2 separate regions of the Homo sapiens genome follow, and region 1 is linked to region 2. The links are chromatin loops, found by intact Hi-C in ENCODE. Cell type or tissue: IMR-90. All regions are shown on one strand. Links, peaks and the distances in the headings refer to the core of each region. The heading gives the core; the rest is flanking DNA. Region 1 has its middle 17 kb from the start of SSU72L6. Region 2 has its middle 140 kb from the start of TMEM229A.

Evidence for each region. Hi-C counts contacts between places; a loop is a spot of excess contacts. Peaks named below come from ENCODE experiments on the same cell type or tissue, not always from the same donor. Only the 100,000 strongest peaks of a DNase experiment are listed, where the experiment ranks them.
Region 1: a loop joins it to region 2, with 5 times the contacts of the local background. A loop is called at or near these places in 3 of 110 quality-filtered maps.

The regions. Positions count from the first base shown.
Region 1 is chr7:124,450,718-124,467,583 of GRCh38, reverse strand. No RefSeq gene overlaps it. Among named protein-coding and RNA genes, the nearest start is that of SSU72L6, 17 kb to the left of the region's middle. In IMR-90, for the core only: no CTCF peak of the experiment used is centred there; DNase peaks (open chromatin) are centred at 5,153, 8,063 and 9,553; H3K4me3 peaks cover 168 bases; H3K27ac peaks cover 2,950 bases.
Region 2 is chr7:124,163,193-124,180,058 of GRCh38, reverse strand. No RefSeq gene overlaps it. Among named protein-coding and RNA genes, the nearest start is that of TMEM229A, 140 kb to the right of the region's middle. In IMR-90, for the core only: a CTCF peak has its summit at 8,787 (motif pointing left); a DNase peak (open chromatin) is centred at 8,788; H3K27ac peaks cover 187 bases.

The sequences.
Region 1 (16,866 bases), core at 5,020-13,019, 290 kb before region 2:
GCTGAAAACCATGGCACGAGGACTATGTGACGAATGCACAAGCCTCAGTAGCCAATTTGACCAACTGGAAGAAAGGGTATCAGTGATGGAAGATCAAATGAATGAAATGAAGTGAGAAGAGAAATTTAGAGAAAAAAGAATAAAAAGAAATGAACAAAGCCTCCAAGAAATATAGGACTATGTGAAAAGACCAAATCTACGTCTGACTGGTGTACCTGAAAGGATGGGGAGAATGGAACCAAGTTGGAAAACACTCTGAAGGATATTATCCAGGAGAACTTCCCCAATCTAGCAAGGCAGGCCAACATTCAGATTCAGGAAATACAGAGATTGCCACAAAGATACTCTTCGAGAAGAGCAACTCCAAGACACATAATTGTCAGATTCACCAAAGTTGAAATGAAGGAAAAAATGTTAAGCACAGCCAGAGAGAAAGGTCGGGTTACCCACAAAGGGAAGCCCATCAGACTAACAGCTGATCTCTTGGCAGAAACTCTACAAGCCAGAAGAGAGTGGGGGCCAATGTTCAACATTCTTAAAGAAAAGAATTTTCAACCCAGAATTTCATATCCAGCCAAACTAAGCTTCATAAGTGAAGGAGAAATTAAATACTTTACAGACAAGGAAATACTGAGAGATTTTGTCACCACCAGGCCTGCCCTAAAAGAGCTCTTGAAGGAAGCACTAAACATGGAAAGGAACAACCGGTACCAGCCATTGCAAAAACATGCCAAATTGTGAAGACCATCAGGGCTAGGAAGAAACTGCATCAACTAACAAGCAAAATAACCAGCTAACATCATAATGACAGGATCAAATTCACACATAACAATATTAACCTTAAATGTAAATGGGCTAAATGCTCCAATTAAAAGACACAGACTGGCAAATTTGATAAAGAGTCAAGACCCATCAGTGTGCTGTATTCAGGAAACCCATCTCACGTGCAGAGACACACATAGGCTCAAAATAAAGGGATGGAAGAAGATCTACCAAGCAAATGGAAAATAAAAAAATGCAGGGGTTGCAATCCTAGTCTCTGATAAAACAGACTTTAAACCAACAAGATCAAAAGAGACAAAGAAGGCCATTACCTAATGGTAAAGGGATCAATTAAACAAGAAGAGCTAACTATCCTAAATATATATGCACCCAATACAGGAGCACCCAATACAGGAGCACCCAGATTCATAAAGCCAGTCCTTAGAGACCTAGAAAGAGACTTAGACTCCCACACAATAATAATAGGAGACTTTAACACCCCACTGTCAACATTAGACAGATCAATGAGACAGAAAGTTAACAAGGATATCCAGGAATTGAACTCAGCTCTGCAAGCAGTCCTAATAGATATCTACAGAACTCTCCACCCCAAATCAACAGAATATACATTCTTTTCAGCACCACACCATACCTATTCCAAAATTGACCACATAGTTGGAAGTAAAGCACTCCTCAGCAAATGTAAAACAACAGAAAGTATAACAAGCTGTCTCTCAGACCACAGTGCAATCAAACTAGAACTCGGGATTAAGAAACTCACTCAAAACCGCTCAACTACATGGAAACTGAACAACCTGCTCCTGAATGACTACTGGGTACATAACGAAATGAAGGCAGAAATAAAGATGTTCTTTGAAACCAATGAGAAAAAAGACACAACATACTAGAATCTCTGGGACACATTGAAAGCAGTGTGTAGACGGAAATTTATAGCACTAAATGCCCACAAGAAAAAGCAGGAAATATCTAAAATTGACACCCTAACATCACAATTAAAAGAACTGGAGAAGCAAGAGCAAACACATTCAAAAGCTAGCAGAAGGCAAGAAATAACTAAGATCAGAGCAGAACTGAAGGAAATAGAGACACAAAAAACCCTTCAAAAAATCAATGAATCCAGGAGCTGGTTTTTGGAAAAGATCAACAAAATTGATAGACCGCTAGCAAGACTAATAAAGAAGAAAAGAGAGAAGAATCGAATAGATGCAATAAAAAAATGATAAAGGGGATATCACCACCTATCCCACAGAAATACAAACTACCATCAGAGAATACTGTAAACACCTCTACACAAATAAACTAGAAAATCTAGAAGAAATGGATAAATTCCTCAACACATACACCCTCCCAAGACGAAACCAGGAAGACGTTGAATCTCTGCATAGACCAATAACAGGCTCTGAAATTGAGGCAATAATTAATAGCTTATGAACCAAAAAAATTCCAGGACCAGATGGATTCACAGCCAAATTCTACCAGAGGTACAAGGAGGAGCTGGTACCATTCCTTCTAAAATTATTCCAATCAATAGAAAAAGAGGGAATCCTCCCTAACTCATTTTATGAGACTAGCATCATCCTGATACCAAAGCCTGGCAGAGACACACACAAAAAAAGAGAATTTTAGACCAATATCCCTGATGAACATCGATGCAAAAATCCTCAATAAAATACTGGCAAACCGAATCCAGCAGCATATCAAAAATCTTATCCACCATGATCAAGTGGGCTTCATCCCTGGGATGCAAGCCTGGTTCAACATATGCAAATCAATAAACGTAATCTAGCATATAAACAGAACCAACAACAAAAACCACGTGATTATCTCAACAGATGCAGAAAAGGCCTTTGACAAAATTCAACAACCCTTCATGCTAAAAACTCTCAATAAATTAGGTGTTGATGGGAAGTATCTCAAAATAATAAGAGCTATTTGTGACAAACCCACAGCTAATATCACACTGAATGGGCAAAAACTGGAAGCATTCCCTTTGAAAACTGGCACAAGACAGAGATGCCCTCTCTCACCACTCCTATTCAACATAGTGTTGGGAGTTCTGGCCAGGGCAATCAGGCAGGAGAAAGAAATAAGGGGTATTCAATTAGGAAAAGAGGAAGCCAATTGTCCCTGTTTGCAGATGACATGATTGTATATCTAGAAAACCCTACCGTCACAGCCCAAAATCTCCTTAAGCTGATAGGCAACTTCAGCAAAGTCTCAGGATACAAAATCAATGTGCAAAAATCACAAGCATTCTTATACACCAATAACAGACAGCCAAATCATGAGTGAACTCCCATTCACAATTGCTTCAAGGAGAATAAAATACCTAGGAATCCAACTTAGAAGGGATGTGAGGGACCTCTTCAAGGAGAACTACAAACCACTGCTCAATGAAATAAAAGAAGATACAAACAAATGGAAGGACATTCCATGCTCATGGGTAGGAAGAATCAATATCCTGAAAATTCCCATACTGCCTAAAGTAATTTATAGATTCAATGCCATCCCCATGAAGCTACCAATGACTGTCTTCACAGAATTGGAAAAAACTACTTTAAAGTTCATATGGAACCAAAAAAGAACCCACATTGCCAAGTAAATCCTAAGCCAAAAGAACAAAGCTGGAGGCATCACGCTACCTGACTTCAAACTATACTACAAGGCCACAGTAACCAAAACAGCATGGTACTGGTACCAAAACAGAGATATAGACCAATGGAACAGGACAGAGCCCTCAGAAATAATGCCACATGTCTACAACTATCTGATCTTTGACAAACCTGACAAAAACAAGAAATGGGGAAAGGATTCCCTATTTAATAAATGGTGCTGGGAAAACTAGCTAGCCAGTTTCAGTTTCAGAAAGCTGAAACTGGATCCCTTCCTTACACCTTATACACAAATTAATTCAAGATGGATTAAAGACTTAAATGTTAGACCTAAAACCATAAAATCCCTAGAAGAAAACCTAGGCAATACCATTCAGGACATAGGCATGGGCAAGGACTTCATGTCTAAAACACCAAAAGCAATGGCAACAAAAGCCAAAATTGACAAATGGGATCTAATTAAACTAAAGAGCTTCTGCACAGCAAAAGAAACTACCATCAGAGTGAACAGACAACTTACAGAATGGGAGAAAATTTTTGAAATCTACTCATCTGACAAAGGGCTAATATCCAGAATCTACAATGAACTCAAACAAATTTACAAGAAAAAAACAAACAACTCCATCAAAAAGTAGGCAAAGGATATGAACAGACACTTCTCAAAAGAAGACATTTATGCAGCCAAAAGACACATGAAAAAATGCTCATCATCACTGGCCACCAGAGAAATGCAAATCAAAAGCACAATGAGATACCATTTCATACCAGTTAGAATGGCGATCATTAAAAAGTCAGGAAACAACAAGTGCTGGAGAGGATGTGGAGAAACAGGAACACTTTTACACTGTTCGTGGGACTGTAAACTAGTTCAACCATTGTGGAAGTCAGTGTGGCGATTCCTCAGAGATCTAGAACTAGAAATACCATTTGACCCAGCCATTCCATTACTGGGTATATACCCAAAGGATTATAAATCATGCTGCTATAAAGACACATGCATGTGTATGCTTATTGTGGCACTATTCAGAATAGCAAAGACTTGGAACCAAGCCAAATGTCCAACAATGATAGACTGGATTAAGAAAATGTGGCACATATACACCATGGAATACTATGCAGCCATAAAAAATGATGAGTTCATGTCCTTTGTAGGGACATGGATGAAGCTGGAAACCATCATTCTCAGCAAACTATTGCAAGGACAAAATACCAAACACTGCATGTTCTCACTCATAGGTGGGAATTGAACAATGAGAACACATGGACACAGGAAGGGGAACATCACACACCAGGGACTGTTGTGGGGTGGGTGAGGGGGGAGGGATAGCATTAGGAGATATACCTAATGTTAAACCACGAGTTAATTGGTGCAGCACACCAACATGGCACATGTATACATATGTAACAAACCTGCATATTGTGCACATGTACCCTAAAACTTAAAGTATAATTTAAAAAAAAGAAAGAAAAGTGCAATAAAAATATACTAAAATATGCTAGTAGGTCAGAAAATTAATATTAAAATTGAGATATTAAGCAAAAATGAAAAGACTGGTAATGCATATTGCTGCCAGGGACATACAGGGAAAGAGAGTACTTCCTCACATGACTGGTGAGACTATGAATGAATTAGTAAAGTCTTTGGAAAAAAAATCTGGCAACGTCTTAGTTTAAATTTAGAATCCTCATATATTTGAACAGAACCAATTCACTCTTAGGGAGTCCTCCTATGTAAATAGAAGTGCCATTAACCACAGGAAAAAAAAAGGATGAGATATTGATGCATGCAACAACATGAATGAATCACAAAATAATTATGCTGTGTGTAAGAAGCCAGACAAAAAAAAACAAACTTTTGTGATTTAATTTGTGTAATACTCTAGAAATGCAGGATAATTTATAATGACAAAAATAGTATTAGACTACCAACAACATTCTTCATAGAACTAGAAAAAGCTATTTTAAAATTAATGTAAAACCAGAAAAGAGCCTGAATAGCCAAGGAAATCCTAAGCAAAAAGTACAAAGCTGGAGGCATCACATTATCTGACTATACTGCAGGACTACAGTAACTGAAATAGCCTGGTACTGGTACAAAAAACAGGCACATAGACTAATAAAACAGAGTAGGGAGCCCAGAAATAAGGCTTCACATCTGCAGCCATCTGATCATCAACAAAACTGACAAAAACAAGCAATGGGGAAAGGATTCCCTATTCAATAATTGTCACTGGGATAACTGGATGGTCATATGCAGATGATTGAAACTGGACTCCTTCATTGCACCATATACAAAAATCAACTCTAGGTGGATTAAAAGCTTAAATGTAAAACCCTAAAATATAAAAATCCTGGAAGACAACCTAGACAATGCCATTCTGGACATAGGAATTGGGGAAGATTTCATGATGAAGTCACCAAAAGCAAGCAAAACAAAAGCAAAAATTGACGAATGGGATCTAATTAAACTAAAGAGTTTCTACACACCAAAAGAAACTATCAACAGAGTAAACAGACAACCTACAGAATGGAAGAAAATATTTGCAAGCTATGCATCTGACAAAGGTCTGGTATCCAGCATCTATAAGGAAATTAAACAAATTTACAAGAAAGAACCCCTAACAACCCCATTAAAAAGTGAGCAAAAGACATAAACACTTTTCAAAAGAACACATACATTCAGCCAACAAACATATGAAAGAAAGCTCAATATCACTGATCATTAGAGAAATGCACATCAAAACCACAAGAGGTGCCATCTCACACCAGTCAGGATTACTATTACTAAAAAGTCAAAAAATAACAGAAGCTAGCGAGGTTGTGGAGAACAGAGAATGCCTATACACTGTTGGTGGGAGTGTAAATTAGTTCAACCATTGTGGGAAGCAGTGTGGTGATTTCTCAAAGAGCTTAAAACAGAACTACCATTCAATCCAGCAATCCCATTACTTGGTATACATCCAAAGGAATATAATTAGTTCTATCATAAAGACACATGCAGATAGGTGTTCGTTGTAGCACTATTCACAGTAGCAAACACATGGAATCAACCTAAAGGGCCATCAATTGTAGACTGGATAAGGAAAATATGGTATATATACACCATGGAATACTAAGCAGCCATTAAAAAGAATGAGATTATGTCCCTCGCAAGGACATGGATGGAGCTGGAGACCATCATCCTTAGCAAACCAGTTCAGGAACAGAAAACCATGTACCACATATTCTCACTTATAAGTGGGAGCTAAATGATGAGAACACATGGATACAAAGAGGGGAACAACAGACACTGAGGCCTACTAGAGGGTAGAGAGTGGGAGGAGGGACAGGAACAGAAAATACAACTATTGAGTACTAGGATTAGTGCTTGGGTGATGAAATAATCTGTACAACAAACCCACGAAATGAATTTACCTATATAACAAACCTGCATATGCACCCTGAACCTAAAAGTTAAGAAATAGATCCGTGTTTACCTTAGGATTGGGGAGGGCTAGGAGAAAGTGTTTAAACAGAGGCCTGTGTAAACCTTTGGGGTGACAAATATGTTTCAGTGCCTTGAATGTGGTGGCAGTTTCATATATATATATATATGTGTGTGTGTGTGTGTGTGTGTGTGTATATATAAATATATTTAAGTTTATCAAATTTTATATGTTAAATATGTAGTTTATGATGTGTCATTATACCTCAATGATTCAGTTAAAATTTTTAAAAATCCTTCAATGGAATGCTTTACTATGGCTCTGCCACTCTTATGTTATGCACTCTAAATTGTACATACATTGAAAATCTTTCAGTGTCTCATATACTATCACTGCCCTCAGGATCTCTAAAGCCAGTGTTTCCTCTCCCTGAAATATAACTCACTGCCCACAACCCAGCTCATCCTATTTATCTTTTAGTTCTCAGCAAGAGATCATTGCCTTTATAGACTCCTCCCTAATCCCCGTAAATGGATTTGGTCATCCCTCCTTGGATTTCCCCTGCTGTAGCAAATATCATAATTTATTGCAAATACTTTTGTTTTTTAATAAATCCCACCAGAGGATTGTCTCTACATGATCAGGTACTAAATTATCATTGTATCCTCAGCAATTAATACTATGCCTGACAGAGTGGAAACCTGAAAAATATTTGCTGGATGAATGAAAAGACTTATGAAAGTTGTCTTTGCAGTGAGGTCAAGTGTTCCAGGGCACTGGTGGTGGTGAGAATCTCTAAATCTCTGAGATATTTATGTGGGAGCTTTATTGGAGAGTGTTCTTAGGACCTACACTTGTGAGAAAACAGGATTTGGCAGAAAGAAAAGTTGAACTGCACTACATTTCGAGCAGTAGCTTCAGTTGAATCCATACACTGCTGGACGTGGGATGGACCTGGCAGTTATTCAAACAAAAGCAAGAGAACTGGAGCTTCATATCTCCATATCTACTATACAGTGGATTGAGTAAAGCCTTGAACCAGGAAGCTCATTTCTGCAAAGTGCAATTCCTAGAGCAGGCTCAGGTATGAGCTCCCAGCTTCCAGCATACCCAGAAGCTGGGAGATGGGAACCTTGAACCGGAAGAGGGACCTGGGCCATGCAAAGATGTACCGCATGATGAGTGAGGCAATGCATTTCAAAATAAGCCAGAGGCCTAGAATTGACAAATCATGTGATGGACTAGGAGTCTGGGTGGGTAAAATGTCATGTTCTGAACTGTTTCCTTATATGAAGCTGCTACTCTCAGAAGTATTTGTAATATGCAGTGGAGAAAGCATTAAATTAACCTTTCGAGTTAAAGATAAACTAGAAGTGTCAAACAACGTGTGATTTAGAGTCTTCTAATAGAAATAAACATTGGCTCCATTGAGAAGAAAATGTGCAAGACATCTGTTGGACTAAGAGGAATGGCATTCAGCTGCTGAAGAATTTTGCAATTCTGTAATTAGGCATATGAATTTTAAGAGGTAAAAATCTCTAGGGCCGTGAGATAGATGTGAGTATATTTCTTTCCTCTCCCACAGTCCATGTGGAGGCTCAGCATTCTTTAGTGACATCGGGATTATTTCACAGGAAAAAGGTAATTTTGTTGACTTGTTTTACCAGTTTCCACAACTTTCTGTTAAGAAATCTTTTTCACAGTTTAGAGCAAAATTTTCTCCATAAATCATTTAAAAGCTTTTTTTATCATTTAAGCTGAATTTCTCACAGATGGTGATAAAATAACCCTTTTAAAATCTCTCTTCTAAAAGGGAATACAAGAACACTGTACCAGTGGAATGGTTTCTATTTTATTGAGCTTTCATCTCCTTCTGCTACTCCACTCTCAATCTGGCCTTTGCATGGAGAACAGAGGATGCAAAATATAGTACCAGGAAAATAAAGGGTATTGATCAAATTTTATATCTGATCAAGTAATAAATTGTAGATCAAACATTTAAGTTTTTACAAAAATGAGAGGCAGATTTCAGTAAGACTTGAACAATAGATTTATTTGTTTAATATTACTTACAGTGATTAAAAACTAGCAGTATATCATAAGGGTTGAGAATAAGTATCTGACAAACTTGTTTAACTCCTGGCTTTGTTACTTACTAATTTTGTGACTTTGGGCAAATATCCCTCTCAGAATTTTCAACTGTAAAGGGGAAAATAATAGTACCTATTTTATCAGGTTGTTTCAGAATTAAATGTGGTGATATATACAGAAACAAACTGTAAACTATTGAAAGCTACTGTATTTAAAAATAAGGGACCTAGAGAAAGAATCCTGTTCTCTAGACCAGTTATAATTGCCCATGTATCATTTAAAAACCATATTAAATAATATTTTTGGACTTTATAAATACAATCAAATAAAATATTATATATCAATATGGTACTAAAATAATGTTTTGCCATTATCTGGCAGGGAGGTAGCTATTAAAATAGATTTTCTTATGCAATGAGGTTACCATCAGCTCAAATAATAATGTTGTGCTGACATGGGCTCTAATATGAACAGATCCTCACCATATTAAACTAGATGAAACATTTGTTAGAAGCACACTATAATTACTATTCAGAGGGTCTTAACCGGGAGAAGGTATTAGAATCACCTACTGGGTCCAAGCGTAAACCTGGTTCTGCATTTCAAAATCATGTTCAGTGGTTTTGTTGAGTCATAGGAATTTGTTTCCTTAAAAAGCTTCCACCAACTATTCTGATGAGAAATTCTATGTAAAAATGACCACAAGGATATCAAAGTTCCTTTTTCCTTTACTTTGCTCTTGAAGTAGAGTTACGGTATTTGTCAAAACCCAAAATGTCATTCAGCTACAAGTTTTAGAAGTTGACTACTCCTACATCCATGTGATGGGCTCCCTTTGAATAGCACTTGGCATTTTCTGGGTTAAGGACTCTTTTCACACTTAAAAAAAATCTCATTAGGTTAGTATACTCTGGAGTATTTTCTTAACTTGGGAGGAGGTATCTATTCTTGTCTTCCCACTGTACCTTAGAACCTTGCTCTTTGAAGTGAGGACCACTTTCATCACCTGAGAGCTTGTTGGAAATGCAGAATCTCAGCCCTACCCAAGACATGCAAAATAAGATGTCTTGGGTAAGGTTGAGATTCTGCATTTAAAAAAAAATTCCCAGTTGATTTGTATGCACATTAACATTTGAGAAGCGCTGTGATATAATGCCAAGTATCACAGAGAGGAAAGATTATGGAGTACATGTTATTTACAAAGAAATTCTATTTACTCTTTTCACTATGTTTATCTTCTAAGGTATGTTTAATTGAATGATTTGGCACTAGAACTAAAAATAGCAGAAAAGAGTTGAAGACATGAGACCAGAGGAGGTGAAGAATGTCTTGAAACTTGTTATCTGTCCCTGACTCTAAGAAGGCATATTAGTGCACATTGGGACATTGGCCTTGTCTTTTTTGCAAACATCTCTGCGAGTCCTGGTGAGGAGGCGTCAGCTAGCTGATGACTTTGTAATTCATAGTTTCAGCCATCAGAGACAGAACCAACATTAAAAATGGGAAACTACCTGCATTTGTATTCTTTTTAATAATAATATATTTAACAATAAACCATTTTGCTATTTTTTATGACCAAAACACCCCCCATTATCGCTGTTATCATTGGCAAAAAGCACTCTTACATCAATATTATAAGGATGGTTTATTCTCCCCCTATATCATTGGCTGGGAAAATTAGAAAGTTTGTTGCAAAATCATATTTCATTGTTTTTTAACTGTTTCTTTTTATTTTATTATTTTTAAACTCTCAACTCCGTTGACATTTAAAGGTATGAAACAATAAAATACAACTCCAGTACCACGATTCAAGTAGATAAGTGTAAACTTTACTTTGTATAAATTACAAGATAGCTTAAATGGTACCAAATCCTGGGCAGAGAGGATGAGATTAAACCAGTGTGGGCCGCATGTCTAGTTCTGATCAATCAATTATGGTTTTAAGGTAGGACATACACATTATATATAAGGATAAGGAGGGCCTATATTTGTGGGTAAGGTAGGAAGCTCCAAAGTGAAGGAACTGAGAAGATATTCAAATGGGTAACACACACCATCCATCCGTAAATATAAATCATCCTTAATGGATTTGGCACCAACAACATACCAAGTGAATGAAGAATAAAGATGAGCTTATGTTGTAAGTCCTATAGCAAGCATGATGGAACACGTCAAAGATAGATTTGTGTTTATATCCTTAATATCATTGTCTATTAAGGCATTTTTGCTTTGTGAGTATTATCAGCAGAGCAATCAAAGAAACACTTTTTCTCTAATCATTACACCTTCTTCCCACCTCATATCCTTTTGTGGCTTCCTAGTTGCTATGTGAATTTTTCTGCCGCTCAACAGTCCTAGCTGCAAATGTTTGCAATAGTATCCTGCTATGATGGCTCAGGGCTCTATCAGTTCCTTTCAAATGTTTTCAGCTGTTTCTTTTCCAAGTGACTACAGTGGAAAAATACCACATTTGTCTCATATTGAAACATTTTAACAAACTACTTTGTCTTTTTAAAAAGTCTTTTGCCAAATTGCCAACATTCTTCCATAAAATAATAATTTTTTTCCCAAATACTTTAGAAATTAAGGCACACTTGATTTTTAGATGCCCATACCCGTGATATCTTGGACAATTCCTGCAAAATAGATGCTGCCCTATGTGCAATAAAATGGCTCTTTTGAGGTTTGCATGTTTTTTCACTTTTGCCTCCTCCATTTCATTGTTGGAAAAGAGGTTTGCACAGATCCACATCTCTCACCTTCGATTTCTGACTAATAACAAGAGTTAGCTAAACAACTGGCTGGATTTAGGGGCTGAGACCTGTAGCTATGGAGCCAATAAAATTGATTGACAACAGCAGGAATAGGAGACGCAACTTCTTTGGTCATGTCAGGGGCTTATATAACAAGGGTGTCTCTAGGCCTTGCAGAGACAGCCCCTGGATAGGCTCTGCTAACTCAGCTCAGAAATGCCACAGTATTCCCCTTATCAGAAGCTAGAGTTTATAAGGCTCAAGTATGGTCCACCAGGGCACTCAAATCTAGTCCCTTCTCAGGATTCCTCCTCCTATTTAGGATATGGTGTCATTGTTTATCCATTCATTTACTCACTTGCCATATTGGGGAACACATATAGAAAGAGACATCAATAATCATAACAAATAGAAAAGGAGAAAGAAAGAGTAATCTTCAATGTATATTTTCCCCACAGATCCCACTTGCCCCATGGACTTAGAAGCCAGTGCTCTGAAATTGTTCCAGTGTTATACATGCTAAATTATAAGGATGGATAAAGTAATCTGACTGAAAAATCACCAAGGTGATCAGAGCAAGACATCCAAAGGAAACTATAGAAATCTATCATCTGAGTGGCCAGTTTGGGGTTAGATGTGGCAAATTTAAGACTGTCGCCATTAGTGTAAATTGACCTTTGTTAAAGATTCCTGCGCCAGGGCCTTCTGAATCTGAAGGACTGGAAATAGGTACCAAGAGTGTGTATTTATTGTAAAGCTCCCAAGGTGATTCTTATGCAGCCAATCCTACAATTGTCCTTGGATTAAAGTTTGGGAATGATATTATCTAAAATTAATATAATCAACTCAAGGTGGCAGAGGGGAAATCAATCAAACCAATTATTTAAAGTTAATATATAAAGAGATACACTGGTTTTGGATGAATTTCTTTTTTAAAAAATATTAGCTTTGTTGGTATTATTTATACAAAAAGGGCCTTTCTTCTTCCTTAAATAAAAACAATCAAAAAGACAAATTTGGTCAGTTAAATTACCAATATTAACAGCATTTGAAGAAACATTAAGAATTGTGTCAGCCAAAAAGATATTCTTTCTGTACATTCTTTCTACTCATTTCCTCTAAATAGAAATAATATTTATTTCATGTCTGCCCTGCTGGAACATATAAATTACCTTCTTAGATAAGCAGCAGAATATAAGATTAGTGGCCCAAAATATAAATTATTACAACAAGTTGCCTTCTTGCAGGATGTTGAAAGAGCAATGTCACAGATCTTTATACTCTGGAAGGTGGCATGGATTGTCAGGGGATGAGCAGGTGATCCAGGAAGTTGAATGTCTAGAAGACAGGAACACTCTTTCTTCTATATTGCAACCTTACCTATCAAATTTTAAATGTCTGGGTTTTCTCCAAAGAGATTTCACTTTTCATGATATTCCCCAGAAGGTTAAAGGAAAATGGAAGTTAAGTCAAGAAGGCAAAGGATGAAATAGACTGGACCCCTTCCTTTCTGATACCCTAGGGACCTCTTGTGCATGGAGTCCTCCCCCACCAATAAGAGATTATCCCATTAGGACTGGGATAGCCATGTGTGATGGTTAATTTCATTTGTCAACTTGTCTAGGCAGCAATGCCCAGATATGTGGTCGAATACTATTCTGGATGTTTCTGTGAGAGTTTTAGGGGATGAGATTAACATTTGGATTTATGGATTTTGATTAAAACAGCCTGCCCTTTTTAATGTGAACTGGACTCATCTCATCAATTAAAGGCTAAACAAAGCAAAAAAAAAAAAAAATGGAATTCTGCAGCAAAGGCCTTTGGACTTGAACTGCAGCTTTAGCTCTTCCTGGGTCTCCAGCTTGTGTGCCCACCCTGTAGATTTTGGACTTTCCAGTCTCCATAATCCTATTAGCTAATTCCTTAAAATAAATCTCTGTCTGTGTGTATATACAGTACGGAGACTAACACAGGGGGTCAAAGACACTCCTGCAAGTGTTCTCTTGTAGTAGTGCATGTGTTTGGGGATTGTTAAGGTGTCAGAAGAGAAATGTGGTTTCAAGAGGGATTCTTAGAAAGATTTCACTGTACTTTTGTCTGGAAAGGGGTCTAAAATATTACATTAGGAAAACTAAGTTATAATAATTTTATTAAATAAAAATTTTCATAGGGTCACTATGAGTACTACTACCATGACTTCCACCACTACTACTGTATTAATGGGTATCGCTTACTAATAACAACTGTGTACCAAGCAAGGGTCCAAGAGCCAGCAAGTCTCCTGAAACCCTCTGACCCTACAAAAATCCAGAAATTAAGTCTTATGCAGGCTAAATTCACCAGTAGTCCTTCAGGGAGCCTTGAGGGAGGCTGAATTTTAACCTAGATCTGTTTTTTACTCCAAATGTTTAACTATTTTTGCTTGCCATGTATTATCATTTTCCAAATAGTAAATGCTATCATTTACTGAGTACCCACCAAGGACCAAGTACCCACCAAGTACCACCAAGGACCAAGCACTTCACATATTTTTTAATGCTCATAACAAGTCTATGAAATAGGTATTATTTTATCCCTGTTTTTCCAAAGAAAGAAATCGAAACTTATAGAGATTAAATAACTCACTCAAGGTCGTATAGTTTGTCATTTGCAGAAATGGAAATGTCTGACTCCAAAACCCATTCATTTTCTGTTTTCCAATACAGTGTAGGTATGCTAGAAGCAGTAGTGGGTGTCTGGCCTCCTTCCTTTGGAAAACACATTTCTTTAAAACGGTTTCATAAATAACAAAGCTAATAAAAAGTAAAAACACTGGCTTTTCCATCATTTCCTTCTGCATTCCTTTTGTTGCCATATCAAAAAGGATTCTTTTATTCTTCCCAATTAACTCTTCTATTTATGTTGAGAGATGAAGGCAAACTACAGACAGAGAAGAAAAAGAAGAGATTTTCTTTATGTTTAGCTACAGAAAGGCCAATTTTGTCTTAAAGACTTTTAAGCCACCCCTCCCTTTTCATGAGCAGAAAATATTAATTTAAATGCCTGCAGAGGAAAAATTAATAGTTATGCCTATGGGGAGCATGTAGGGGTTTCTACTAGAGGATGTTTATTTTCCCATTAATTTAGTGGAAACTCAAAGCAAGGAAAATATTTGGCAGATAAACTCCATGGTATTGCACTATAAATGTATGAAAAAACAAAACATAAAATAGAAAGAAACACAACATAAAATTATAAAAAGAGTAGAGTCATTATTGTCAAGAAAGTGTAAGTTTGCCTTTTGCCTCATAAATGTGATTCTATATTCTGTCTTCTTTAATAACCAACATAACAGCTCTCAACCAAAGTGGATTGCTTTGCTTAGGGCACTTGGGGAGAACTATATGTCTTTTTCTACATTCATTGCACTAAAGAAAAAATCTGTAGGAAGTTTTTGAAAACTTGTTTAAAAAGTTAAGTGTTGGATAATTCCAACAGTTTAGAGATATCTGCCATCGGGAAAGCAAGAAGACCATCTGCAGCTCAGTAAATGTGTGGTGAGAGAATTCCGGAGTGACGTGAGGTGAGATTTACAGGCTGTTCAGTACATATCACAAGTCACAGCTGTAATAGTATTTTTTGTAATAGTAATTCCTTTTCTGATATTCATAGGATAATGTCAAGAAAGAAAATGTCCTTACTTCCCATAGCTTCTGATTAACGTATCTTATCAGCATATCCTCCTTTCCTGAGAGTAAAAAAAAGGGTCACGTAAATGAAAAAAAATTGTTTTCCATCCTTACTGAAGAAGAAGGAACACAAATTCTTGGCTCCGTTAGGTTTATTGCCTTGATTACCAATCTAAACTTCACATTCATGTTAAACAATGACAAACTTGTTAAGGGGATCACCTGTCAGCTTCCATTTTGTTCGTGAAATTCCTAAGCTCCTGGAAAAAAACTGCAGCTCCAAACTCAGTTAGAGCTGGCTTAGCTTAAATTTGTTAAATAATTGCATTTCTACATTTGTATTTTTTCTCTCTTTCTCCCTCCCTCCCTCCCTCCCTCCCTCTACTGTATATATGTGGACGTGTGTGTGTGTGTGTGTGTGTGTGTGTGTGTGTGTGTGTGTCTACTGGGTATGGAGGAAGAAACTATCAGTTTTTAAAAACCCTGAAAATATACTCTTGCATCCTCCAGTGAATAGTGAATATGCAATTGTTCATATATCACTTAGTAAAAATGTCAGTTTCCATGTGGGTACAGAATATAGAGCATTGTATTAAAGTAGAGTGGAATTTCCCCTTTAAAAATATGAAGTATATTGTTATTATTCCAGTTCTGAAATTAACACGTAGCAAGCCCTTGGATCTCTCTCTCTCTGTCTCTCCCCGCCTCTCTGTCACATGCGCGCGCACACACACACACACACACACACACACACAGACAACAAATGTTCTGATTCCTCTCCATAAAATAATGAATTTGGCTACTGTTTACAGCTTGAGTAGAATCACTTTTTGTTCAGCAATAATCACTCCTCCACCTACTTCTTTGGGAAGAGTATGTTTCTTCTCTTTGGGACTTGCTTCAGCCAATAGAATTTGGGAGAAGTAACCATGTGTGAGTTTCCAGGGCTAGAATTTTGACTCTAAGCTGTAAGAAACATCACATGCTTTTATTTACCAATCTAGGATCTTCCAAACTCTGTCATTAGAACATCCCGAGATAGCTGGGGTAATAGAAGGAGACTCATGAGGCAGACTTCCGTCAATTCACAGCCTGATGCAGAATATTAGCGGTCCCACACTTAGTAAACTGAAGCAGAGGCATGCCGAGTGACCTAGTAACATGAGAGCAAATTTTGTCATTTTATGACGCTGAGTTTTGGGGTGTTTTGTTACACAGCATTAGAGTGGTAAAGGGGGAGCAACACAACAGCATACCTTGTAGCATTAATATTCTGTGATTCTAATTCTATGATTTACTCTAGATTATGTCTATCAGCTATTTAATTATCTTAAAATAGCATAAGGTATGCCTATGAGTGATATATGATTTCTTGGTAACTTTTAGAATTTTTGTTTTCCATGTATTTTCTGTGTGTGCTTGCGTAATACAGGTTTAATTCAGTGATTTAAATATTGATAAACCATCTTCTGTGACAAATGCATATTACAGAGTAAATTGAGAAGTTATTTTCCAAGGAATGTCCTCATCTCAA
Region 2 (16,866 bases), core at 4,741-12,740:
TGAGACATGAAATGCATGAAGAGGCATGTTGTCGAACTGCACAGGTGCTAAAAGTTCCCTGCCTCTTCATGCCTGCATATTGCTCCTTTTTACCCCTCGGCTTCCTTAAAATGACAAGAGCTAAGCCCCTGCAGAAGTTAGCACCAGGATCCCTTTCTCATACACTGCCCCCTTGCTTTGCTTGAGCCACAAGCCTATCAAACTTGGCCTGAGAACAATTTCTGTTTGGCCTGGTGTTATTTTCTATTTATGTGAGAGCCAAGAACTCAGGGACCAAACTGCTGCAGTGATTGTACCCAGCATTGCTTCTAATTGATCAAAGCATTTATTCTACTTGGTTGGTACCTCTTCCTACTTGTTATTAAATATTTTGATTCTCACCCATAGTACCAGAGAAGGCTTCAGAGAAGATAATATTCCTGAGCTGAATTTTGAATGGTGTTTCTAAGTACACCAGATAGAAAGGCTACTTCAGCCCAAGAAAGTAGCACCAGTAAAGGTACTAAGTTTGAAATTGCAGAAATCATAAGCTTAATAGTTTGTTATAGATAAATTACAGTGTGTGTTGAAAGTTGATGAGAGACACGGTGACAAAATATGTAAGAGTTCAAAAATAAAATTTTAGAAGTCAAAGTGTTTGTTGAGATAGGTGGCATAATGTGGTTAGAAGCATGATCTCTAGAGCCATGTACTCCTGGATTCAACTCACAGCTCTGCCACTTAATGGCTGTGTAAGCTTGGGAAAATTATGCCTCAGTGCCTCATTTAATCATCTGAAGAATGGGATTCATTAACAACCTCATAATGTTGTGTGATGGTTAAATGAGCTACATACACATATAAAGTAGTCAGAGAGTTCCTGAGATGTAGTTAGTGCTGTAGAAGTTTAATTGCCTGTATTATTTATGATGTAGAAAATGAAAGCCTTGAAGAAAATAACTGACATGGTCAGATTTTCATCTCAGAAAAATCCCTTTGATATTTATCAGTAGTGTAGCTAGTATGGGGTTAAAATGGCTTAAGGAGGAAATGTTATTTTCATAAACTCTGTTCACCTGGTATTAGTACTATTATATTACTTTTTACTTTAAGCTTGCAATGAGAATGAGTAAGATAAAATGTGTAAAGGTCCTAGAATAATGTTTAGAACAAAGGAAGCACTCCATAAATGTTGCTTATGGTTGTGAAAGTAGCAAGAGTAGCATGGAGGTGGTACTAGTGATTATTTTCCATTCCCTTCTTTTTAATCTTTCTGTGTGTTTTAATGCATTCAGGCTGCTGTAACAGAATGGCATCTACTGGGTAGCCTAAACAAGAAACATTTATTTCTCACTGTTTTGGAAGCTGGAAAGTCCAAGGTCAAGGTACCAGCAGATTCAATGTCTGTTGATGGCCTGATTCCTGGTTTGCAGATGGTCATCTTCTTGGATCCTCACACGGTGGAGAGCAGAGAACAATCATCTCTCTGGTGTCTTTTATAAGGGCAATAATCTTATTCATGAGGGTTACAACTTTATGACCTAATTTCCTCCTGCTATAGGCTGAATGTTTGTGTCCCTCCAAAATTCACATGTTGAAACCTAATCACCAATATGATGAAATTAGGAGGTAAGACCTTTGAGGGGTGATTAGATGAAGGCAGTACCTTCATGAATGAGATTAGTGCCCTTATAAATGAGGCCCCAGAGAGCTGCCTTGCTTCTTCTATCACGTGAGGACAGAGCAGGGAGGTGTCACCTATGAACCAGAAAACAGACCCTCACCAGACACCAAATCTGCTGATGCTTTGATCTTAGACTTCCCAGCCTCCAGAACCATGAGAGATAAATTTCAGTTGTTAGAAGTCACTCAGTCTATGGAATTTTGTTACAACAAGCCAAACAGACTAAGATACCTCCTAAAGCCTCCATCTCCAAGTACTATCATATTGGAGATTTAGAATTCAACATATGAATTGGCACTGGGAGGGACTAGGGGGAGTACAGAGTGATAAACATTCTGTTCACAGCCTTGTGCCACTTTATTTTGGTTGTGCCAACTATAAATAAGTTATAGTTGTTTCTAGAGTTTCTTTCTTGTAATGAAGTTTATATGTACTGTGATTACTTATAGTTGAACAAATTTCATTCATTTTATTTTATATTTTCTATTATCATATTATATCTTTGCCTGTTTTTTCTTTCCTGCCTACTTTGGAATTGAAACAGTTTCTTTTTTAATTCTTTATTGGTATTTCCCTTAAAACTTGTTAACACTCCTACTTAATTTATTTTAATAAAACCTGAGACTTAATCAGTGCCTCTAACCTTCTCTCAGGTAAGACATAGCAAGTAAGAGCTATTTATTCTACATTTCATCTAATGGTTGACTACAATGTTAGTTCTTCTTTATTTTAAATATTCAAAAAATTATATTTTTAGTCATTACTTTTTATTTTCCCAATATATGTTTATCAATGCCTTTGCTGAACATTTTTTCTTGCGTCACAATTTTTTCTTCAGGATTTATTTTTTTCTTGTTGCTAAAATATACCCTTTACAGAAATTTCAATTACATTCTCAAGAGAAGATAATACATTTTAGTCTTTAGATGTCCCAAAATATGTTTTTTTCACCATTGTTTCATTGAACAGTTTGCAATCTTAATGACATAAGGTCCAGTCTACCTGATTTTTTTTTTTATTATATGTAGCATTTAGAGTATTCTTTCTGTATAAAGACTTACATCGCTCTTCAATTTTGGAAATTGCTAGCTTCTCTTTCTGGAAACAGATTTTACTAGAGAATCTAAATCTATGCTTTATTTCTCTGAATTTCAAACACGCACACAGACACTCACATGTTTTATATATATATATATATACACACACACATATATAGACACACACACATATATTTATACATATATGTGTCTCTTTTTAGGCTGTAGTCACAGTAATTTTCAAAGTTCTCTATTACAAGTTTTTTCTTCAACTGTCTCAAGTATAATGTTCATTTTTGTTTCCATTTTATTAACTTTTTCTTCATGATTTACAAGTATGCTTTTGTTTCAGTAACCCCTACTTTTGTTTTATGGATATTATTTTCTCCTTTATTTCTTCAAGAATTTTAAACATGTTTACTTGAAGCACTTTCTAGATTATTTAGTTTCCTATTTTTGTGAGTAAATATTTTCTTTTGTTGCTTTTTGCTGTTGTTTTTATGTTTGTGTGTTAATTTGCAATGGCAGAGAATCCGTATCACGGAGTTGGATTTGTTCATATGCTTTGTAATTTTTGTTGATGTGTTTATTTTCCATTAATTTACTTTTCTTTCTCTCTTCCACGTCTTCTTTCTTCTTGGGCAATATTTAAGTAGTTTCAGCTCAGTTTTTAAGGGTTTACAACTCTTGGGCAATATTTAAGTAGTTTCAGCTCAGTTTTTAAGCGTTCACAACTCAGAAGCATGTTTTATGTCTCTTCAGGGATTTCACTTTTTAGAACTGAAGTCAATACCCTGTATTTGACTAATTATTAATCATTTAGAGTTTTTTGCTTTCTCCCTTCACATTCATAAGAATGATGTTTCTTAATGCAAAATTAGACACAAAAATAGAGGTTTCACAGGTTTCATTTATATATAGGGGAATATTGTATTATTCCAGTCTCACACTGCTACAGAGAACTACCTAAGACCGGGTAATTTGTGAAGAAAAGAGGTTTAATTGACTCACAGTGTACTAGTCCATTTTTACACTGCTGGAGAGAGCTGCCTGAGACTGGGTAATTTATTAAGAAAAGAGATGTAATTCACTCACAGTTCCACATGGCTCTGGAGGCCTCAGGAAACTTACAATCATGGCAGAAGGCAAAGAGGAAGCAAGGCATGTCTTACATGGCAGCCTGAGGGTGGTGGGTGAGGGGGGATGTCAAACACTTAATCAGATTTCATGAGAACTCACTCACTATCACGAGAACAGCAAGGAGGAAGTCCACCTCTACAATTCAGTCACCTCCCACCAGACCCCTCCCCCAACACCATGGATTACAATTCAACATGAGACTTGAGGGAAAACACAGAGCCAAATCATATCAAATATGGTCTGCAGTCCATTGACTCTTGTGGAATATATTCAGACTACATTTCTCTGAGGCACTGAAATCTGGAACTCCATTGCCAACTTAAGGTGCCAGTACCCTGTGAGGTTACGGCCTTAGCCCCACTTTGACACTATATATCAAATGTAAAGACTTTTACATTTTTAAAATAAGAATATGTATTTTTAATTATTATAATAATAATTGTATATGACTTATACATGTAGGAAATGGAAGAGAGAAATTGAGAGCATCCAGGTCTTCAAGACAGCACAGCCAGCTAGGGACAGGGTCAAAAAAACATGAATATAGTTTCCTTATGCCTAATTAAACACACTGCACTACTGATCACTCAGAAGTTTTATAGTCTCTATTGGTTTATGTATAATTTGCTCATTTTTCCCCAATGCCCATCATTAACATGAGCTGAATATAATCCCAGGCTTTAGAACATCCTCTCTCATAATTTACAAATTTTAAAAATATTTAATCAAGAACCGAGTCTTTGTATATTGTCCAAATAGCAAAACATTTTCCTTGAGAATTTCTCTCTGTATATATTTTCAATATAAAAAATTTCTACAGTGTATCATAGACATAGGATTTTTTAGTTCTTTAATGACAGATAGCAACAGATAATAGTAATGATAACTACAATATTATTATTAAGCAGTAATGTTCTTTGGCAAAGATGAGTATATGTATGTTTGTGTGATTCTTTTGTAAAATAAGGAATTTTACTGAACTGTGTTCTTGATTCCTAGGAGGAAATCTCTAAATCCTTGAAATTTTCAGAGTTTTATCAGTATCTTTGTTATGCCAAGGAGGCACCACATGGTCAGCCCCTAGATAGCTTCTTAACAGGGACAGCTCATGTTGGAAAACCTAATCATGTAATTAGAGGGTTAGAACTATGAACTATGTGATATCAGCCCAACTTCTGGAGAGGGTAGGAGGGCTGGAGATTGAGTTCGAACATGTGACCAATAATTCAATCTATCATAGCTATGCAATGAAACCCCAATAAAATTTCTGAACATCAAAGCTCAGTGGAACTTTCCGTGCCAGAGAGCATTCATGTGCCAGGATGGTGACATGCCCTTATTCCATGAAGAGAGAAAAGAGATCTGCATTTTCTCCCAGACCTCATCCCATACATCTCTTCATTGGGTTGGTTTTCCTGATTTGCATCCTTTGTAATAAAACTGTAATCATAAATATAGCACTTTCCAAACAAATTCAAAAGATAGCAGACTACAAGAAATAACAAAGATCAGAGCAGAAATGAAGGAGATAGAGACACAAAAAACCCTTCAAAAAATAAATGAATCCAGGAGCTGGTTTTTGGAAAAGTTCAACAAAATTGATAGACTGCTAGCAAGACTAATAAAGAAGAAAACACAGAAGAATCAAATAAATGCAATAAAAAATGATAAAGAGGATATTACCACCGATCTCACAGAAATACAAACTACCATCACAGAATACTATAAATATCTCTACACAAATAAGCTAGAAAATCTAGAAGATATGGATACATTCCTGGACACATATACCCTCCCAAGACTAAACCAGAAATAAGCTGAATCTCTGAATCAACCAATAACAGGTTCTGAAATTGAGGCAATAATTAATAGCCTACCAACCAAAAAAAATTCCAGGATCCGGCCAAATTCTACCAGAGGTACAAAGAGGAGCTGGTACCATTCCTTCTGAAACTATTCCAATCAATAGAAAAAGAGGGAATCCTCCCTAACTCATTTTACGAGGCCAGCATCATTCTGATACCAAAACCTGGCAGAGACACAACAAAAAAAAAGAAAATTTTAGGCCAGTATCCCTGATGAACATCGACGTGAAAATCCTCAATAAAATACTGGCAAACCGAATCCAGCAGGACATCAGAAAGCTTTTCCACCACAATCAAGTTGGCTTCATCCCTGGGATGCAAGGCTGGTTCAACATACACAAATCAATAAACGTAATCCATCACATAAACGGAACCAATGACAAAAACCACATGATTATCTCAATAGATGCAGAAAAGACCTTTGACAAAATTCAACAGCCCTTCATGCTAAAAACTCTCAATAAACTAGTTATTGATGGAATGTATCTCATAATAACAAGAGCTATTTATGACAAACCCACAGCCAATATCATACTGAATGGGCAAAAACTGGAAGCATTCCCTTTGAAAACTGGGACGAGACAAGGACACCCTCTCTCACCACTCCTATTCAACATAGTATTGGAAGTTCTGGCCAGGGCAATCAGGCAAGAGAAAGAAATAAAGGGTATTCAATTAAGAAAAGAGGAAGTCAAATTGTCTCTGTTAGCAGATGACATGATTGTATATTTAGAAAACCCCATCATCTCAGCCCTGAATCTCCTTAACTGGTAAGCAACTTCAGCAAAGTCTCAGGATACAAAATCAATGTGCAAAAATCACAAGCATTCTTATACACCAATAACGGACAAACAGAAAGCCAAATCAGGAGTGAACTCCCATTCACAATTGCTACAAAGAGAATAAAATACCTAGGAATACAGCTTACAAGGGATGTGAATGACCTCTTCAAGGAGAACAACAAACAACTGCCCAAGGAAATAAAAGAGGATACAAACAAATGGAAAAACATTCCATGCTCATGGATGGAAAGAATCAATATCATGAAAATGGCCATACTGCCCAAAGTAATTTATAGATTCAATGCTATCCCCATCAAGCTACCACTGACTTTCTTCACAGAAATGGAAAAAACTACTTTAAATTTCATATGGAACCAAAAAAGAGCCCACATTGCCAAGACAATCCTAAGCCAAAAGAACAAAGCTGGAGGCATCACACTACCAGACTTCAAACTATACTACAAGGCTACAGTAACCAAAACAGCATGGTACTGGTACCAAAACAGATATATAGACCAATGGAACAGAACAGAGGCCTCAGAAATAACACCACACATCTACAACCATTTAGTCTTTGACAAACCTGTCAAAAACAAGCAATGAGCAAAGGATTCCCTGTTTAATAAATGGTGCTGTGAAAACTGACTAGCCACATGCAGAAAGCTGAAACTGGATCCCTTCCTTACACCTTATACAAAAATTAACTCAAGATGGATTAAAGACTTAAATATAAGACCTAAAACCATAAAAACCCTAGAAGAAAACCTAGGTAATACCATTCAGGACGTAGGCATGGGCAAAGACTTCATAACTAAAACACCAAAAGCAATGGCAACAAAAGCCAAAATAGACAAATGAGATCCAATTAAACTAGAGAGCTTCTGCACAGCAAAAGAAACTATCAGCAGAGTCAACAGGCAACCTGCAGATTTGGAGAAAATTTTTGCAATCTATCCATCTGACAAAGGGCTAATATCCAGATCTACAAAGAATTTAAACAAATTTACAAGAAAAAAAACCCAAAAAACCCCATCAAAAAGTGGGCAAAGTATATGAACAGACACCTCTCAAAACAAGACATTTATGCAGCCAACAGTCATATGAAAAAATGCTCATCATCACTGGTCATAAGAGAAATGCAAATCAAAACCACAATGAGATATCATCTCATGCCAGTTAGAATGGCAATCATTAAAAAGTAAGGAAACAACAGATGCTGGAGAGGATGTAGAGAAATAGGAACACTTTCACACTGTTGCTGGGAGTGTAAATTAGTTCAACCATTGTGGAAGACAGTGTGGCGATTCCTCAAGGATCTAGAACTAGAAATACTATTTGACCCAGCAATCCTATTACTGGGTATATACCCAAAGGATTATAAATAATTCTACTATAAAGACACAGGCACATGTATGTTTAATGCAGTACTGTTCACAATAGCAAAGTCTTGGAACCAATCCAAATGCCCATCAATTATAGACTGGATAAAGAAAATGTGTCATGTATACACCATGGAATACTATGCAGCCATGAAAAGGGATGAGTTCATGTCCTTTGCAGGGACATGGATGAAACTGGAAACCATTATTCTCAGCAGAGTAACACAAGAAGAGAAAACCAAACACTGCACGTTCTCGCTCGTAAGTGGGAGTTGAACAATGAGAACACAGGGACAAAAGGAGGGGAACATCACTCACACACCAGGGCCTGTTGGGGGGTGGGGGCTGGGGGAAGGATTAGCATTAGGAGAAATACCTAATATAAATGATGAGTTGATGGGTGCAGCAAACCAACATGGCACATGTATACCTATGTAACAAACATGCACATTGTGCACATGTACCCTAGAACTTAAAGTATAATTTTACAAAAAAGATAAAAAAATACAGCACTTTCCTGAGTTCTCTGAGTCATTCCTGTGAATTATTACATCTGAAGGGAGTCATTGGAATCCCCAACTTTACACCCAGTTAATCAGAAGTGTAGGTAACCTGAGAACCCCCTTAACTTGTGTCTGGCATCTAAAGTGGGGGTGGTCTTGTTGGGGACCCTGGCCTTAAATTTGTCTGGTTTGACACTATCTCTGGGTGGTTAGTGTCAGAATTGACTTTCAGTGTACCAGTTGGCCTTGGAATAGCTGAAGTTAAAGCAGAATGTTCTTCTTATATTTAACCAAGCAGTATCACTATTTCATAAAGTGTTTTATGAAACTTGATTTTATAAAGCCTGATTTGGAAACTTAAACAGAAAAGACAAGAAGGAAGCATGTTTCCAAATTTTAGGAGCTGGCTGCCCCCTGCTGACACTGTCATAGTCACTACTAGCATGGGAGTCTAAAAGTTGATTCCCTTAGTTTTTGAAACAACTAATTATATAAAATGGAAACACTCTCTGAAACTTGTTTCCAGCGTTTGTTTAGCTCAGTGGTCCATTCCTTGATATTTAAAGGCTACTGGAAACTTTTGGATTTTAATCAACTAAGTATTGAGGTAAAGAGGCTGCTACTCAGTGATAAATAGTCTAAAGCCTAAATTTAATCAGTCTCTCTAACTTTCTCTCAGGTAAAACATAGCAAGCCTGTGTTTCCCTCTGTGTGATCTTGGCAAGCCACATTAACACAACAAGCTCACACTTCCTCATCTTTAAATTGAAATTATTTTACAAAATGATCTCTGAGTTCTCCTCCATGTAGGAGGTTATAAATTTTTCAAGAAGGAAGTAATCAAGAAACTTAACATATCAAAATAAAATTACACAAGGTAGTAAAAATTTCTAATCTTCCAATTCCAAGGTTTTAGAACTTCAAAAGCTTTATAAATTTTTAAGACACTCTTTTCTCCCGTGAGGCCCAGAGAGAAGTCATGTGTAATGTTCCTCAAATATGCAGAGCAAAAAGATAAAGTGGTTAGGGAGAAGGGCTGGGACCTCATACTTTACCCACTAATGTGACAAAGATGCAGTGCTGAAAGATTTTGTAAACTCTAGGTAAACTTTGAGAACACATAACAGGTGGAGTTACCCTGAAACAAATGCTGATATAAAAGTGTTAATTAGTTGAAAACACACAACCTAAAATTTTAGGATTGAATCAGTGATGGTAGAAGGGGCTGGAGTAGCATAAGACGGGGAACATCACCTGGCTCTAGCAAAAGCAAACACAAACACTGTGGGAATTTAAGCACTCTCAGTTTAGTCAACTAGGTTTTACATATGTAAAGATCAACAAAATATGTAGAGTAGTCCTCTTATCCAGTGTTTCACTTTCCACGGCTTCCATCACCCACAGTGAATCATGGTCAGAAAATATTAAATGGAAAATTCCAGAAACAAACTATTTACAATTTTTTAATTGCATGCCATTCTAGGTGGTGTGATGAAACCTCTTTCCATCCTGTTTCATCAATTCATCTCAATCACATAGTCATTTCATCTCACGTCATTACAAGAAGAAGGGCGGGTACAGACGGTACAATAACACGTTTTGAGAGACAGAGGCCACATTCACATAACTTTTATGACAGTAAATTGCTGATAATTGTTCTATTTTATTATTGTTGTTAATCTTTTACTGTGTCTAATTTATAAGCTTTATTATAAATATTCAAGTATAGGGAAAAACATAGCATATCTAGGGCTCAGTTCTATTTGTGGTTTCAGGCATCCACTGGAGGTCTTGGAACATGCCCTGTGAATAAAGGGGAACTACTCTACTACCAATAAACATACATCAAAGGAGATAATAGATGTACTTCAGAGGAAAGGAAAGTAACCCTAAATGGAAAATCTGAGATGCAAGAAAGAATGAAGAGCGTAAAAAAATGATATATTTGTGTATTTGTTATTCAGAACAGGCTAGTTATATTAGGGCAATACATCAACCCCGAAAGCTCAGTGGCTTAACATAACGAGGTCTTTTTTTCACTCAAACTACATAACCAACAACAGTCACTAAGAGAATCTGCTCCAAAAAGTCACAGTGGTACCAAGGCTAATAGAGTTCCGTCTTCATGCAGCTGTACAACTGAAACATATAGTCTCTCAAGATGTCATGGTTGGGAAAGAAAACACATGGGAATATACATAGAAGTACATATGTCACCACTTCCAATCATAGCCCATTGGTCAGAATTAGTCATGTAACTCCATCCAACTACAAAAGAGCAGGCAATATAATAAAATTAAAATATTCATAACAAAGACTTGTCCACTGGGGAATTCAATCTTCTGGAGTCCTTGTATTATTTGGAAAGAGAATAAAGATATGTTTAGTAGTAGAACCAATTCTTCTCTTACCTCTCTAAATGAAAACTCAGGCAGATGCACTGACTTTTCTCTTCCCTGCTAGGCAAAACAAACTGTATACAGTCATTCCACACCACAAAATAAAGACTTGTTTAATGATTTAAATGCCCATGACCATACAATTGAAAAACTTTAATCTTGGTTTAAAATCCTAGATGGGATATGTAGGAGTCAGGAAGGGTGGGAGTAATCAGATTACTCTTTTTCCATTTTAGTTTCACTCCTTCTATCCCAGATTGCAAGATTTCTGCTGGTCCTTTGGAGTAGACATTGGGGGCAAGCACAGGAGTAAGAAAATAAGAAAATAATTTAATTTGTATAGCACTGGTAATCTTGTGTCAGCTTTCTGAACATTAAAAATGTTTAAGCTTCAGCTTTTTTATCTTAGGCAGTTGGAAACACTTCCCCTATTCCCACTTCAGTGCTAATCTAGGGAATCGCTCATCTGCAGTTCTCTTGGCAGGGAACCTTCTAGCCAGCTCTAACTTGGTCCTCACCACTAAAAATTCTATAAACCAGGCTTTTTATTTTGAGCTTCTCAATATACGTGCAGAATCTCAAAAGTGATACAGCTACTCAAAAAAGGGTGGGAGTGTCTTGATGTCTATACAACTTTTTTAAAAAGAAAACAAATTCACTATTCATCTTTTATTTTCCATGTCCACACAGAGCATAAGACTAAACAATTTTTGATATGTTTAGTAACATTAACTTTGAATTGAAAAATCTTTTTTTTTATATGGGTCTCACTATGTTGCCTAGTCTGGTCTTGAACTCCCAGACTCAAGCAATCCTCCCACTTCAGTCTCCCAAGTAGCTGGAAATACAGTCGTGAGCCACCATGCCTGGCAAAAGATCCATTATTATAACATAAAGGAAGCAAAACCTTTTGCCAAACAGAAAGCTTACACTACTTGAAAAATGACTTCATAAAATTCTAAAATCTTCTCAAAGCTATAATAAATATCTTAATTGTTCTAGTTGTCATCATCATCATTGTTGTTGAAGTTATGACTCTTTTTGTGACTACCATTATTACTATTCTTATCATGAACCGAGCAATATTTGATAGGCACTTTATGTGCCATCCCTTCTTACCTTTAGAACAATCAAAACTAATAAAAAGAAGATATTATTGGTCCCATTTTTATGCTTTGCTTACTTAGTTTTCTCTTTGTTTTTACATTCAGGGGATAGCTGTGCAGGTTTGTGGCATGGGTGTACTGTATAATGCTGCGTTTTTGGCTTCTAGTGAACCTATCACCCAAATATTTAACATTGTACCCAATAGGTAGTTTTTCAGCCCTTTCCCCCAGGCTTCTCTCCCCAATTTTGGAGTTCCCTGTATCTATCATTTTCATATGTATAACCCTGTGTACTTATTGCTTGGCTCTCTCTTATAGGTGAGATGGTGTAGTATTTGATTTTCTGTTTAAATGTTAATTCACTTAGCACAGTGGCCTCCAACTATGTCCACGCTGCTGCAAAATTTCATTCTTTATATGGCTGTGTAGTATTCTACGGTGTATATGTGCCACATTTTTTAAATCTAATCCACTGTTGTCGGTCACTTAGATTGATTCCATGACTTCGCCATTATGAATAGTACTGCAACAAACATACAAGTGCAAGTGTCTTTTTGATAACATGATTTATTTTCCTTGGGAAGATACCCAGTTGTGGGATTTCTGGGTCAAATGGTAGTTCTGTTTTCAGTTCTTTGCAAAATCTCCATACTGTTTCCCATAAGGGTTGAACTCCTTAACATTCCCACAAGTGTATAAATGACCCCTTTTCTCTGCATCCTCACCAACATCTGTTATTGTTTGATTTTTTGATAATGCCATTTTGACTAGAGTAAGATAAACATTTCATTGCAGTTTTGATTTGCATTTCTCTGCTGATTCCAGATGTTGAGCATCTTTTTACATGTTTGTTAGCTGCTTGTATGTCTTCTACATACAAGAGAAATGTCTGTTCATGTTCTTTGTCACTTTTCAATGAAGTTACTTTTTTCTTTTCTTGTTTATTGAAGTTCCTTATAGATTCTCGATATTAATCTGTTGGATGAATAGTTTGCTATACTCTTTCATTCTGTAGGCTGTCTGTTTAATCTGTTGTTTCTTTTGCTGTGCAGAATGTTTTTAGTTTAATTAAGTCCCATTTGTCTATTTTTGTTTTTGTTCTATTTTCTTTTGAGGTCTTAGCAATAAATGATTTGCATAGGCCAATTTCCAGAAGAGTTTTTCCTAGGTTTACTTCTAGGATTTTTATAGTTAAGTCTTACATTTAAGTCTTAAATCCATCTTGAGTTAACTTTTGTATACAGTAATAACTAGGGGTCCAATTTCATTCTTCTGCATATCACTAGCCAGTTTCCCAGCACCATTTATTGAATAGGGAGTCCTTTCCTCATTGCTTATCTTTGTCAACATTTTTGAAGATCAGTTAGTTGTTAAGTGTGTGGCTTTATATCTGGGTTTTCTGTTCTGTTCCATTGATCTGTGTGTCTATTTTTGTAGCAGTACTATGCTGTTCTGATTACTACAGCCTTATACTACAGTCCAAGGTCTGGTAAAGAGATGGCTCCAGCTTTGGTTTTTTTTGTGGTTGTTTTTGGTTTGTTTTTGGCTTTGCTTTTGCTTTTGCTTTTTTGGGGGGTGGGGGTTGTTTGTTTGTTTGTTTCTCTGCTTGATTAGAATTGCGTTGGCTATTCAGGCTCTTTTTGGTTCCATAAGAACTTTGGGATTTTTTTTTCTAATTCTGTGAAAAAACACACTGGTAATTTGATAATAATTGCATTGAATCTATAGACAGCTTTGGGCATTATGGTCATTTTAACAATATTGATCCTTTCTATCCATGAGCATGGAATGATTTTCCATTTGTTTGTGTCATCTGTAATTTCTTTCATCAATGTTCTGTGGTTTTCTGTGTAAAGGTCTTTCACCTCCTTGGTTAAATATATTCCTAAGTATTGTATTTTGTGTGTGAGGCTATTGTAAATGAAATTGGGTTCTTGATTTTGTTCTTGATTTGAAAATTATTGGTGTATAGAAATCCCACTAATTTTTGTTCACTGATTTCGTATCCCAAAACTTTACTGAATTTGTTTATCAGGTCTAGAAGTCTTTTGAAGGAATCTCTAGGAATTCCTAGGTATAGAATCATGTTGTCAGCAAACAGAGATAATTTTACTTCCTCTTTTCCTATTTGGATGCCTTGTATTTCTTTCTCTCATCTGATTGCTCTGGCTAGGACTACCAGTACTTTGTGAAATAGGAGTAGTAAGAGTGGACATCCTTGTCTTTTTCTAGCTCTTAGGAGGAATTCTTTCAACTTTTGTCCATTCTGTATGATGTTGGTTGTGGGTTTGTCATAAATGGCTCTTGTTATTTTGAGGTATGTTCATTCAATGCCTAGTTTGTTTGGGATTTCATCATGAAGAGATGTTGAATTTTATCAAATGCTTTTTCTGAATCTATTGAAATGATCGTATGGTTTTTGCTTTTGATTCTGCTTATGTGGCTAACCACATTTATTGTTTTGCATGTGTTGAACAATCCTTGCATTCCAGGAATAAGACCCACTTGATCATGATGAATTATCTTTTTGACATACTGTTGGATTTGGTTTGGTAATATTTTGTTGAGGATTTTGCATCTGTGCTAGTCAGAGATATTGGCCTGTAATGTTCTTTTTTTGTTGTGTCCTGGCCAGATTTTGGTATCAACATCATACTGGTTTTGTAGAATAAGTTAGGTAGGAATTCCTCCTCCTTGGTTTTTTGGAATAGTTTCAGTAAGATTGGTACCAGTTCTTCTTTGAACATCTAATAGAATTCAGCTATGAATCTGTTTGGTTCACTGCTGGTTTTGGTTGGTAGATTTATTATTGATTCATTTTCATAACTCATTATTAGTCTGTTCAGGATTTTTATTTCTTTGGTTCAAGCTTGGGAGTTGAGTGTTTTCAGGAATTTATCCACTTCCTCTAAATTGTCTAGTTTATGTGCACAGTTGTTCACAGTAGGGAGCTGAATGTTTTCAGGAATTTATCCACTTCCTCTAAATTTTCTAGTTTATGTGCACAGATGTTCATAGTAGGGAATTGAGTGTTTTCAGTAATTTATCCATTTCCTCTAGATTTTCTAGGTTTTGTGCATAGATGTCATTAGTAGTTTCTGAAGATCTTTTATATTTCTCTGGTATCAGTTGTATTGTCACCTTTGTCACTTCTGATTATACTTATCTGACTCTTTTCTCTTTTTTTCTTAGCTAATCTGGCTATCAGTCAATTTTATTTATCCTTTTGAAGAGGCAACTTTTTGTTTCATTAATCTTTTGTATGGCTTTTTCGGTCTCAATTTCATTTGGTTCTGCTCTAATCTTCATTATGTATTTTCTTCTACTGGCCTTGGATTTGGTTTGTTCTTGTTTTTCTAATTCCTTTAGGTATGATGTTAGTGCTATTAATTTGAGATATTTCTAACTTTTTATGTAGGCATTTAGCATGATAAACTTTCCTGTTAATGCTGCTTTTTTCTGGATCCCAGAGGTTTGCATATGTTTTATCTCTATTTTCATTTGTTTCAAAAATTTTTTGGTTTCTGGTTAATTTTTTTGCTTACCCAAAAGTCATTCAGGAGCAAGTTGTTTTGTTCCCATGTACTGTGTGGTTTTTGAGGTTTCCTCTTGGAATTGATTTTTAATTTTATTCTACTGTGGTCCAAGGACATGCTTGACATGATTTCAGGTTCTTTTTTTAATTTATTGAGACTTGCTTTATAACAGAGCACGTGATCAATTGTAGAGAATGTTTTATGCACAGATGTGAAAAAAAGTTTATTCTGTGGTTGCTGGGTGAAGTCTTCTGTAGATGTTTATTAGGTTCATTTTGTCAAGAGTCTAATTTACATTCAAAGTTTCTTTGTTAGTTTTCCGCCTCAGTGATTTGTCTAGTGCTGTAAGTGGGGTATTAAAGTTCCTTACTATAATTGCATGACTATCTCTATTGACAGGCTGTCTATTGTATGACCATCTATCCCTTTTAGTAAGTCTAGTAGTAGTTGTTTTATAAATCTAAGTGCTCTGACTTTGGGTGAATATACATTTAGCATAGCTAAATCTTGTCAAATCAAACTCTTTATCACTATATAATGCCCTCCTTTGTCTTTTTTTCACTGCTTTGGTAAAGTTTATTTAATTTTGGCTTAAACTCTATTTAATCTGATACAAGAATAGCAACCTCACCCTTTTTTGTTTTCCATTTACATGATAGATCTTTCTCCATCCCTTTACTTTGAGCCTGTGGGTGTTATTGAAGGCAGCATAAGTTTGGGTCTTATTTTTTCAAGGCAATTTGCCATTCTATGTCTTTTAAGTGGAGCATTTAGTCTGTTTATATTCATGATTAATATTGAAATGTAAGGTTTTATTCCTGTCATGTTGTTAGCTAGTTGCTTTGCAGTTTCAATTGTGTAATTGCTTTATAGGATCTGTGAGCTTCGTACTTATGTGTGCTTTTATGTAGCAAGTATTACTCTCTTGTTTCAATGTTTAGAACTCCTTTGTGCATTTCTTATAGGGCCAGTCTGGTGGTAATTAATTCCCTTAGTGTTTGCTTGTCTAGGAAAGCCTTTATTTCTTCTTCATTTATGAAGCTTACTTTGGCAGAATATGACATTCTTGGCTGGCATATGTTTTCTTTAGGTAGGCTAAAAATAGGCTCCAATCTACTTGTCTTATAAGATTTCTGCTGAAAAGTTTACTGTTAGTCTGATGGGATTTTCTTTATAGGTAATTTGGCTCCTTTCTTTTCTCTATAAACTTTTAATATTTTTTCTTTCACCTTTTCTTGGATAGTCTGATAACTGTATTCCTTGGGGATGGTCATCTTGTGTGGTATCTCATATATGTTCTCTGAATTTCTTATACCTGGTTGTCTACTTCTCTAGCAAGATTAGGGAAATTGTCCTGAATTATTCTATAAAATGTTTTCCAAGTTTCTTGCTTTTTCTTCTCTCTCAAGAATGCCAATAAGTTGTAGGTTCAACAGTTTACATAATCCCATATTTC